Regions from separate parts of the Homo sapiens genome. Here regions 2 and 3 are each linked to region 1. A link is a contact called in ENCODE Hi-C or POLR2A ChIA-PET data. All regions are on one chromosome and are shown on one strand. The core of a region is the stretch at or near the end of the contact, and the rest is flanking DNA. Distances in the headings are between cores, read along the strand shown.

Region 1 (3,802 bases), core at 838-3,337:
ATTAGAGTGGAAATAAACAAAATAGAGAATCAACAAAACCAAATGTTCTTCTTTAAAAAGATCAACAAAATGGATAAATCTTTAGCTAGACCTCATAGGCCCTCCTGACCTCCTCAACTTAATCTTACTTCTGTTCCCACCACTCCACTTAGACTGCAGGGCCACTGCTATTCTCAACTGAATTCTTAGCAGCAATTGATAAATTTGAATAGTTCCTTCTTTAATGGGCTCCCCTGCCACTCTCCTGGTTTTCCTTCCTCAGTGCCCAATACTTTCCCATCTCCTTTGCTGGTTTCTTTGCTTGGCTTGACCTCTAGTGTTGGAGCCTACGGGCTGTTTAGGCTCTCTTCTCTATCAACAGACTCTTCCTAAGCAACCCCATCCCATGGCTTTTAATAGCATCTCTATGCCAGTGAACTCTCAAATCTGATCTCCAGCCAGGCCAGCATTCTGAACTCTAGACTTATATCCAACTGCTCTTCGGTCATGTTGACATCAGGATCTACATTGGCTTTACATTATTATCAGCAGCACTGCTATTTTTCCAGTAGTATCATCTATCCAGTTGCTTAAGCTAAAAATGTAAGAGTTACCCTTTCAAATCCAATCAATCAATAAGTGGTCACTGTCATGTCTAAAACCTATTCTGAATCTTTCCACTTCTATTTCTGCTTTTACCACCCTAAGGCAAGCCACCACCATCCCTTACCTTCATTACTACAACAGCCTTCTCAGACCCAGTAGATTGACTCTCTCAAGTGCCAATTTTACCCCCTAATTGGAGAAGAGATGGAAGTGTTCTGTTTGGAGAGGTTGCAGCAATGGGGCCTGGCATTCCAGAGTCTGGCCAGCGTCGTGGGCATGAGCTACAGTGGCAATGGTAGCAGGCTTCCTGAGCTAACCACTGTGAGGTGTCCTCTAACTCCACAGTCCAGTGGTAGTTGCCCTGACTCTTCTCCCAGTTCTTCCACTGATGTTGTATACACCTAACTCCTTGTGATTTTTGCCTGCAGCACTCAACCCTGATATACTTAACTCACCTTCCTGCATGCAGTCATGCCCACTTATAAACCATTCTCCATTCCATACAGAATTCCTTAAATATGTAAACCACTCAGGTTATCTTCTGCTCAAAGTCCTCCAGGGGCTTTTTACCATACTTAGAATACAATTCAAACTTCTTACTGGAGTACAAAGCACTATCATCTGGCTTCAGCCCACTTCTCTGATGGTATCCAGCCACTGGGCTCTCAATTCCTGAAAAAGGCCAAGCTTTGCCCTAGATCTGTGCTATGCTGTTCCATCTGCATGGAACACCAGTTCTCCTAGTTTCCTACATGTCTTCCATGTCATTTAGATTAGATGTCACCTTCTCATCACCCCTCCTGTAAAGTTATTCTACCCTGTGTTCTCTGCAGAGCGCTTACTAGTATCTAATTTTTTCTTGTCTTAGTCACCATTGTTTCTCTTCTCGAAAAATGTATGCACAATGGGAGTAGAGAGGAACTTTGTCCCCTCATAGCAGATCTGGGATGCAAGGTAAATGCTTAATAAATATTTAAGGAATAAATTTGGGTTGAATTTGTAAGGTAGAAATTTTACTTCTGTCAGTTACTCCAAGTGTTTTAGTAAAAACTCCACGTTATTCTTAAATATTAGGTTGAGGATAATATCACTTTGCCATCTGGGCACAGGTGGTAGGTTAACAAACTTTTGGAATATATTATACTCAACTTTGTACTCGTGGGAATAAAAAAAGCCCTGAAAACAATCCCTTTTTAACACTGCCGCTGGAAAAAGGGGCTAAAAATCACTAATTTTTTATTGAGGAAAAGGAATATTAGATAGTTGGATTTCATTCAGGATTACTGCCATTTTTTCCAAACTACTCCAACTCTTGCAACATCAAGCTTTTGGCTTGTAAGGATAAACAAAATATAGTTTTCTCTCTCTTAGCTCCATCTGCTGTATTTGGCGGGCGACGGGGCGGGGGTTGGGGGAGGGGGGGAGGAGGGGTGGAGCCTCACACTTCATATCAAGTCTGGAGAAACAGCACCATCTGCTGGGGAAAGGCTGCCGTGCATCTGCCCTGGCAATAAGCCAGTGGCTTTCAACCTTTCCTTGTGCAACTACACATTTGACATTCTGCGTAGCAACTAAAACCCGCTTTCCAGACCAAAAAGAAGTCCTGCTACTCCAGAAATGTTGATAAGATTAGAGAATCTTCTGTTAAGGGCTTCTCTTCTAAAAAACCAACCTGGGCTTTGACCCAAGATTAGAAATCAGCGCCACTGTAGGAAAGAGAACAACAGAGGTACATCTGGATTAATAAACAGGAATAAAAAGAGCCACAACTTTAAGACGCTTTTGTCCTCCATATTCTCTGCAAACAAGAGGCTGAGGCCTTTGTCCTCTTTTTGGAAGTTCCAGAGGTTTTTTGCCTTCCTTCCCCTCATAAGGACTATGAATTCATCTGACTTCATCTTCTAGCTCATTATCCACATTAAAAAAAGTTTTTTAATGATGCATAACTGTGCATATTTATGGGGTACACTGTGGTGTTTCAATACATGTATACATTGTGTATCACTGCTTACATTCTTAGATAGGTATTTTTCCTCTCTTGCCAATCTACTTTATCTTTCAAATTCTTCCTACGACCTTTCTCCATCATTTGTGAATGGTTTTCCTAGGATCTAAAAACGATTCCATTCAACTAGTTTTTCCCTTACTTTGCAAAATAAATCTGATACTTCAATTTTCTCTTAATTCCTGAAATCTATTGATTTTCTGTCCTCCTTACTCAGTGTACATGGGTAGTAAAATGCCTCTCCACCTCAATCCTTTGCTGGCTAGATGCTGTGTGCCTTCCTTTTTATTCAATTCCTTTCTAATCTAGATCCTAGTGCCTAATCTTCTCATTTCTTCATTTTCCAACTACTCCTTAAATAACATTAAGATATACCCCTTTCTGCCATCTGCCTATGAGCTTTCCAAAAAAGGTATTAAGTTCATCCTTTTATTACTATTTGTGGTTTTATCATCATTTACAAATTATTCCCATTTCTAAGATGTACCTAAACTCATTTCCTTTCTTTTTTATTCATATATTTTCATAGACCCTAGATTTCTTAATTGGCTACTAGATCAAAATTATCAACATAAAATCTTTTATATCCCCTGTCCTCTCATAGTTCTAAGACTTCTTTTTCCTTATTCAAAGCATTTCTAAAATTGCTCCTCCAGGATTCGTGAGTTTTTCTTGATTAGTTAGGAGAGTAACTCCCTCCTTCAAGCATTACCTTAGAGACCTCAAAGTTAAGATTCTCAAAAATATAAGGAACTCCACTCATATCCTGAATGCTTACTATCCAAATGGAATAGTAACCTTATATGTATACATAACTCAAATAATAACCATGAATTGCCACCGGCACTCCATTAAAACACACACATGATACACGATTAAGATAAGAGCTAAATATTCTTGTTTTTCAGTTTCTCTTTTGCTATGGCGGCATGTGGATAGAGTTCAGGAACCTATATAAAACTGAGTGAAGAAAAAATGCTTTTATTAATCACAACATGAAATTAACATGACATCGTATTAGAATTAAACCAGGATAAATACTGCTGTTATAAAATTTACATTTCTCACATCCATTCCAGAGGAAAATCTTACATATTAGGGCTCATCTTAATGTTATGGACTGATTTCAGTAAAACTTTTTAAATAGTAAATAGCAATTAACGTATTCTCAAACTGTGCTAAGTAGTTAGAAAGGCAACTATAAAATCTATA
Region 2 (3,802 bases), core at 457-2,956, 650 kb before region 1:
AGGCACTGTTTTAAATGTTTTGCATGTATTAATTTTTTGAATTTTCCCTACAATCCTGTGGGGTAGGTGCAATTATTACGCTCATTTGACAAGGAACCTGAGGCATAGAAATGTTAAGTGGCTAGCAGATGGCAGCTAGGAATTGGGACTGAAAAGGGACTCTAAGCACTTAGAGTCTGCCATAATGCCACACATTCTCACTGTACAACCTCACACAATAGCCTTGTTCTAGTGGGAAAGATTTCCCATCCGCAAAAACTTCAGAGTGAATGACAGGAAAGCTGGCCACTCTCATTTCTTAATTTTTTTTTTTTTTTAGAGACACGGTCTTGCTGTCACTCCGGCTGGAGTGTGGTGACACAACACAGCTCACTGTAACCTCAAATTCTTGGGCTCAGGCAATCCTCCTGCCTCAGCCTTCCAAGTAGCGGGGACTACAAGCCTACGGGCACTTACCACCATGTCTGGCTAATTTTTTAATTTTTTGTTTTTGTTTTTGTTTTTTTTTAGAGACAAGGTCTCACTGTGTTGGCCAGGCTTGTCTTGAACTCTGACCTTAAGCAGTCCTCCGCCTGGGCCTCCCACTGTGCCGGCCCACCCTCATTTCTGAAAGGTTTTGTTAAACAAAGTTTATGAGAGGCCATTGTTATGGACTAGCCTCCTGCTCTAGGCCCCAGAAAATCAGACCAAACCAGAATGAAGTCGCTTGTGCTAAGTGACATATAATCAAACTGAACTTTGAAATGGACCAGTTTTCCAAAAAACAGGAGATTTCAGTCAACCTCAGTCAGTGTAGTAAGGAAGTCCTCTCTGTTTTAGTCCTATAAGGAAAGTAACTTTGAAACAACCAATCTATCTTTTTTTCTCTGTTTCCGCTTTCTTCATACTCACCAGGACACTCATTCTATTTTATAGAATGATGTGTTGCTTGATTCTAGAATTGCAAATAAAAGGCAATTACATCTTCTAAACTAAATTTGTTGTAATTTTGTCTTTTGATAGTTTAAACTATGGGATCAGAAATTCAAAGACTATGAATAAAAATTTCAAAAGAAAGAAATAGTAATACCACCAATAAGAAGAATAATTAAAAAGGTACAAAGAAATTGGATGCAACATTGTAAAAAGAGCCATAGTTTGGAGCTGAGCTGACATGAGCTAAAATCCTAGGTGAGTAACTTGTTAGCTATGTGGCCTCTGAAAGTCAGCTCAAGAATCTGAGCTTGTTTCCTCACCTCTAAAATTGAAAAAATAAGGCCTAACTATCAAAGTCATTAACAAGTCATTGATAATGCTTGGCCTATTTTAATGTTCAGTATCTGTAAGTTGATACCATTAAAGGATGCTTGAGATGCCAACTACTATATAATCTGAAACAATAATGATCTTTTTTTTCCCCACAAAGATAACAAAAAACAAACACAAAAAAACAACAGTAAGCTCTGCCAGACATGTAAAACCAATCAAACTATATAATGAATTAAATCCTTTCCCCATTAAAAAGACGTATCAGTGTACCTAACACAATATAGGAAAAGAAACACACCTTATTTGGCAAGAGATATATTCATTCTCCAGATAAGAGAAACACACATTGAAACCACTTCTGCTGGATTACTCTGGCCAATAAGAGCGTCTGAAACTGTTCTATGTACTATGCCCTGCGATAGAAACACAGTTACCTCTCCCCTTTCACGTAGTTTTCATTTGTGGTGAGATTCTCTCCCAGGCCACAAGACATTTCCTGCTCGGAACCTTGTTTACTAATTGTAAGTACTTTACAAGTAAGAACTTGTTTTAAAAACTTAGCATTCAAAAAAAAAAAGCTTTCTTTAAAAGTTATTTGATTTTCTTGTTTTTTTCTTAGCATGTTATATTTTGAGTTTCAGCTAAAAGACTAAGGTTTTCTTATCTAATTGCTTTAAATTTATACATTTAGTCAAATTCAACAATTTCTTGCTAAGCATTTTGCCAAATGCCAGGCTTTTCAAAGTAGTGTAAGATCCCAGCCTTGAATCCTCATCAATTGCTGCTTTCTGCAGCAAACACATATTATACATTGTATTTAGTAACATGATCATTAATTTCACTCTTTATTTCAATATGTATGCATGTTGACTTATGCCGGTCTAATTTCTTTCTGCTTTACAAATATTCTATTTTATCCATTCAAAGTATTTAGAAACAAGATATGGAATTTTGTAGATTTAGCTAATGAATTATAAGAATTCTTGAATTCTCACTATGAAAGTAAGAAAAACAGACTAGAATTCTTCAAAATTAAATTCTGGTGCTTCATTTATATGTATAAAGAGAGATGGAGAGATTATGAAATGGAAATGTTTCAATCAAAGCAAAAAAATGAAATTTAACATCAATAAACAGTAGAAGAGAAAAATCTCAATAATATGTCTAGTATCTGGATTAATCAATATTAATAATATGTATTAATATTACTATAATTAATATCATGTATTATATTAATATTAATGTATTTTATTAAGATAGTGGGCTGTCCTCAGGAGTGAAGTGCTCATAGAAAGGAGAGACAAATACAAGATTGATTCTTAACTAATAGATAAAATTAAGGTGTTTAAAATATGAGCCAAATACTGCAAGATTTCCTGACATTGAGACCATTCCACAGAACTTCCTAAAGAAAGGTATTCTAGTCTCATTCTCCAAAGCTTGCCCACCAAGATTCCCATTTCACTACCTCCTGCCCCCATTTTTCCTGCATTTTCCAAGGTGGCCCCTGCCAACTTTTTTTTAATCACTCTCTCTGCTCCTGTGGGGTTAAAGATGGCATGGAACAAAACAGCTGTGTGGTCACACCACAACGGGCAGAACTGCTGGCCACAGATAGGAAACCTCAGGCATCTCCTTAGCCCTTACCAAATCCAGCCCAACACGTTTACACACCCTGGCACTCAATAAAATATTTGCTGAATTAAATTGGATCTGTAGTTATTAGTAACAGAAGAAAAATAAGGCCACTGGTCGTGGGTTACAAAATGTGCTCTGCAAGGCCACTGGCATTAGAATCTTGTGAAGTGCCCAGGATACTGCACAGGCCCGCACCTGAAGGGAGAGGAGCTAGTTTGGAATGTGCTCCCGGGAATGCGAGAGGGTCTAGCATGGGCTTCATCGCATGGAGGAAGGTGTACCGTTTTTCGAATTCTCACCGAAGCAGCTACGTGCTCACCAAGCCGTGTCTGTGAGAAGGGCCACGTTTTTCTAGTTCATAGGACAAAAGCCTATGGCATAAGGGCAGCAGCCCTGCGGGTGCACGTTACAGACTTTTAGACCCTAGCTCATTCTATCTAAACCACAATCTCTGAACAGTGTGTAGAATTCTACATTGTACAGATTCCTCAACCCTAGCTCATTCTATCTAAGTCACAATCTCTGAGCAGTGTCTAGAAATCTACACGTTAAAGAGCAGTCCAAGTGGTTTTACTAATAGTAAGCTTTGAGGACCACTGAACTAAGGAGACAAGCTGGTACCTAAGGTCCTAGGAACTCTAGATTTTCAAGGACGTTTTCTCTCCACTTATTGCTGACCTTTTACCTTGAATGGCTAAGGCTAAAGACTTCATGGCTGAAGCAAAGAGAATTGTGGTTGTTTGAACAAGCAACAATTTTACATTTGTTTCTGTTTTACATTTGTTGCAACTTAAAAGATACCTTGAATTTTTAAATGATCACAGAGGCGCGTACAAATGAGTGTGTTTGCTTTCTCATCTGTTTTATAACTTTCAAGAAGGTATTTCTTTGAATAAGATATCTCACGGGAGAAGTT
Region 3 (3,802 bases), core at 975-3,474, 610 kb before region 1:
TTATATATATTTATTTTTACCATTTAAGAAAATATCTAAATAATTACCATTTTAGTGTTCCTAGCAGTCACTGACCAGCAGCCTCTTCTCCCAGTAAGCTGATCCCAATTGTGATTCTCTGTATTTGCCTGTCTCTCCAGGGTTTTGAGTGGTGGTTTGTCCTATGACTTTAATTCTTCCATGGATCTAAGAAAAGCCATTGATATTCCAATCTGTACAGTTTTTTGTTTGTTTTTGCTGTGAGGAGGGATGTGATGACTTCCAAGCTCTTTACATGTTGGAGCTGATACTAAAAGTCACCTACATACTTTTTCAAGTCCTTTCCCCATGTTTTTCTATAAAGCTCAGCTAAAATAACCCTCTGTGGAGGCCTTCCCTGACTTCTCTCTCCTAACTGAAGAGCTACTCTCTGTGTGCTCTAGTAGCTGGAGCAAATACAAGTATTAAACTTACTGTCTCTTGGCTCTTTGACTCTTTGGATGCCTGGAGAACAGGCATTATGACTCATCTTTGTATTTCTAGCATAGGGCATAAATCAATGTCTGCTGAACCGAAGGAAAAGGGAACAAAATACTCTTCGCTAACTAAAAACAAAGTACTACTTTTATTTGGCTCATTTCTCCATTTATTAGAATAACCACATTTGGAGAGGCATGAAGCACTTAAGTTTTACATGACTACAAAGTTATCACAAATCTCAAACTTTTTAGCCACAGATATTTCACCTCTGTTTAAAGAAAAAGCTTTCAAAACATCTGAGTTAGCTTAATACACAGAGACCCTGAAATATATGGGAACTACATATTTTAAATGCTTGTACTTCCTGCTCTAATAATGTCTTCTTTAAACGGAATCCAGCATAAAAGGGATTGAAATGTATAAGGTCATGATGCAAATGCTTTGGAGATAGTGAAACTGATCTGCACAACATGGAAAAAGATGTCATGTGCACAGAAGTTCTGCAAGGATTCACTGAGCCATCTGGGCTTCCATGGCTTGTGCTGTCCATTCTGGTGCTGTTTGACTAATTTTCTCCAAAAGGTTATTCACTTGGAAACAAAGTGATTGGATCTGCTTATCCCACGTTGGCAGGGCTTCTCGTGCTAAGGGGAAAAAAAATGTACAAAATTAAAATTATTCCTTTGTATTCACAGCAACTGTGAGTTAAAAGATATATACTTTTTACATGCCTATTCTTGGAAGAGGCATGTTCCTTTTAAATACCTAAAAAACAGAAAAAAGCTATTCAAAAAAAATAAAAACAATAAATACTTTTCTTTTTTGAGATGGAGTCTTGCTCTGTCACTCAGGCTAGACTGCAGTGGCAGGATCTCGGCTCACTGCAACCTCCACCTCCTGAGTTCAAGCGATTCTCCTGACTCAGCCTCCCAAGCAGCTGAGATTACAGGCACCTGCCACCGTGACTAATTTCTGTATTTCTAGTAGAGATGGGGTTTCACCACCTTGGCCAGGCTGGTCTTGAACTCCTGACCTCATGATCCACCCGCCTTGGCCTGCCAAAGTGCTGGGATTACAGGCATGAGCCACCGCGTCCAGCCAATACTTCTATTAGCTTTTAAAAGTCTAAAACTCAGGCCAGGCATGGTGGCTCACGCCTGTAACCCCAGCATTTTGGGAGGCCGAGGCAGGCAGATCACCTGAGGTCAGGAGTTTGAGACCAGCCCGGCCAACATGGCAAAACCGTGTCTCTACTAAAAATACAAAGATTAAAGAATTAAAAAAAAAAAAAGAAAAGTAAAAATACAAAAATTAGCCGGGCGTGGTGGCGGGCGCCTGTAATACCAGCTACTCGGGAGGCTGAGACAGGAGAATCACTTGAACCCAGGAGGTAGAGGTTGCAGTGAGCCAAGATCGTACCACTGCACTCCAGCCTGGGCGACAAGAGTGAAACTCCATCTCCAAAAAAAAAAAAAAAAACCTCTAAAAAATCTTGGCTAATAAAACTAAGCTATTTAAACAGCAGTTAAGAAAAGTGTTTTTTCTTTTTTTAAATTTCTAGCATTTCAAAAGTACCCAAATTACTGGCACAAGGTATAAAACAAATACATACAGATGCATGTTATTACTACTACTAGTGAAAACGAAATAAAACCGACTAACCCAACAACCTCAACCACAACAAAAAAAGACTGAGGCTGTCTTTTCATCACCAAGGCTTGCAGATTCCTAAGACACTGCCACCTACTGGGGAAAGCAAGTCTGTTTACACATTCAAATCTGTACTTGACTGAAGGATAAATATCATACCATTTAAATCCCTCAAAAAAAGTCATCTTGAATCCACCAGGGTTTTCTCTTACCAACACTATATAGTTAGAAATAAAAAATTGAGAGGAATGTCCCATTCAAAACAGTACCAAAATTTACAAAAAAGGGCACATATTTAGTGAAAAAGCAACCTATAAAATCTTTTTTTTTTTTTGAGACGGAGTCTCACTCTGTCATCTGGGCTGGAGTGCAGTGGCGCGATATCAGCTCACTGCAACCTCCACCTCCCAGGTTCAAGGGATTCTCCTGCTTCAGCCTCCCAAGTAGCTGGGACTACAGGCATGCACCACTACGCCCAGCTAATTTTTGTATTTTTAGTAGAGACGGGGTTTCACCATGTTGGTTGGCCAGGATGGTCTCAATCTCTTGACCTCGTGATCCGCCCGCCTCAGCCTCCCAAAGTGCTGGGATTACAGGCGTGAGCCACTACGCCCAGCCGCAACCTATAAAATCTTAATAAAGGGCAAAAGATAACTTGAGTAGACACAAATCACATTCCCAGGTGGAAATATACAATAACATAAAAATATCAATCCTTCTCCTTTAATAAATAAATTTAAAGAAATCCCAAAGACAATCCCCCTTTTTTTTTCTATTTTGCTTTCTAACCAGGCCAAAATTATTAAAGTTAACATAAAAAAATTGGTGTTTGAGAATGGCCAAGATAATTCTGAAAATGAAAACCAGTGGTGGAATTGAGGTATATACATCCAATGAAATGCTATTCGGCTATAAAAATGAATGAAGCACTGATTACCTGCCATGACATGGATGAACCCTAAAGATACTATGCTGAGTGGAATCAGCCAAAAGGTCACATGTCACATATTGTATGATTCCATTTATATGAACTATCCAGACTAGGTAAATCCAGAGACAGAAGATGGATTGGTGGTTGCCAGAAGCTGGGGGAAGGAAGGAATGGAGAGTAACTGCTTAAAGGGCAAGGGCTTCCTTTGGAAAGATGAAAATGTCGTGAAACTAGACAGAGATAGAGGTTGTACAACATTGTAAATATACTACAGGCCATTGAATTGTTTACTTTAAAATGGCTACTGTTCTGTTAGGTGAATTTCCTTCTTTTTTTCTTTTATCCTGTAGAAATGGGGTCTCGTTATGTTGCCTAGGCTAGACTTGAACTCTTGAGCTCAAGCAATTCTTCCACCTCAACCTCCCAAAGCATTGGGGTCACAATCATAAGCCACTGTGCCCAGCCCATGTGAATTTCAATTTAACAAAAAAAAAGGAGTGGGAAGCAGGAGTTGCTTTACCAATACTAAAATTTATTATAAATTTGTTTATTACCATATTATTGCAGATCAGTGGAACCAGAGTACAGAAATAGATGCAAACATATATGTGGAACCTAATCAGATATGTCAAAGATCACAATTTAATCAGAAAGGATGTTTTATTTAATAAATGATACTTGGATAATTGGCTATTCACCTAGAAAAAAACAACTAGACCATAACCTAAAATTATCCACAAAAATGAACTGTAGATGGATTAA

Evidence for each region. A loop is a pair of places that touch in the nucleus more often than their neighbours do. ChIA-PET counts read pairs that join two places held with the same protein, here RNA polymerase II (POLR2A). Pooled maps may share reads with other maps.
Region 2: a map of naive thymus-derived CD4-positive, alpha-beta T cell shows a loop between it and region 1 (5-fold over the local background). The contact joins the promoter of PLAC8 here to the enhancer-like site in region 1. A Hi-C loop is called at or near these places in 1 of 168 maps with a recorded cell type or tissue (naive thymus-derived CD4-positive, alpha-beta T cell) and 6 of 50 pooled maps. POLR2A ChIA-PET finds 5 or more read pairs at or near these places in 1 of 52 experiments (A549).
Region 3: a map of CD4-positive, alpha-beta memory T cell shows a loop between it and region 1 (4-fold over the local background). The contact joins two enhancer-like sites. A Hi-C loop is called at or near these places in 4 of 168 maps with a recorded cell type or tissue (CD4-positive, alpha-beta memory T cell, CD8-positive, alpha-beta T cell, sigmoid colon and 1 more), 3 of 37 single-sample maps with no recorded cell type and 10 of 50 pooled maps. POLR2A ChIA-PET finds 5 or more read pairs at or near these places in 1 of 52 experiments (MCF 10A).

Annotation. Positions count from the first base shown.
Region 1 is chr4:82,460,841-82,464,642 of GRCh38, reverse strand. ENOPH1 (enolase-phosphatase 1) reads right to left here. Exons shown (of 6, transcript NM_021204.5): 6 at 3,466-3,802. Among named protein-coding and RNA genes, the nearest start is that of ENOPH1, 32 kb to the right of the region's middle. Within about 2 kb of position 2,087, at least 3 of the 41 ENCODE cell types and tissues checked have a DNase peak (open chromatin) inside an H3K27ac peak, as active enhancers do.
Region 2 is chr4:83,112,633-83,116,434 of GRCh38, reverse strand. It overlaps PLAC8 (placenta associated 8), which reads left to right and starts at 1,706. Exons shown (of 5, transcript NM_016619.3): 1 at 1,706-1,769.
Region 3 is chr4:83,072,598-83,076,399 of GRCh38, reverse strand. COPS4 (COP9 signalosome subunit 4) reads right to left here. Exons shown (of 10, transcript NM_016129.3): 10 at 582-1,103. The coding sequence ends at 970. Among named protein-coding and RNA genes, the nearest start is that of COPS4, 39 kb to the right of the region's middle. Within about 2 kb of position 2,224, at least 2 of the 41 ENCODE cell types and tissues checked have a DNase peak (open chromatin) inside an H3K27ac peak, as active enhancers do.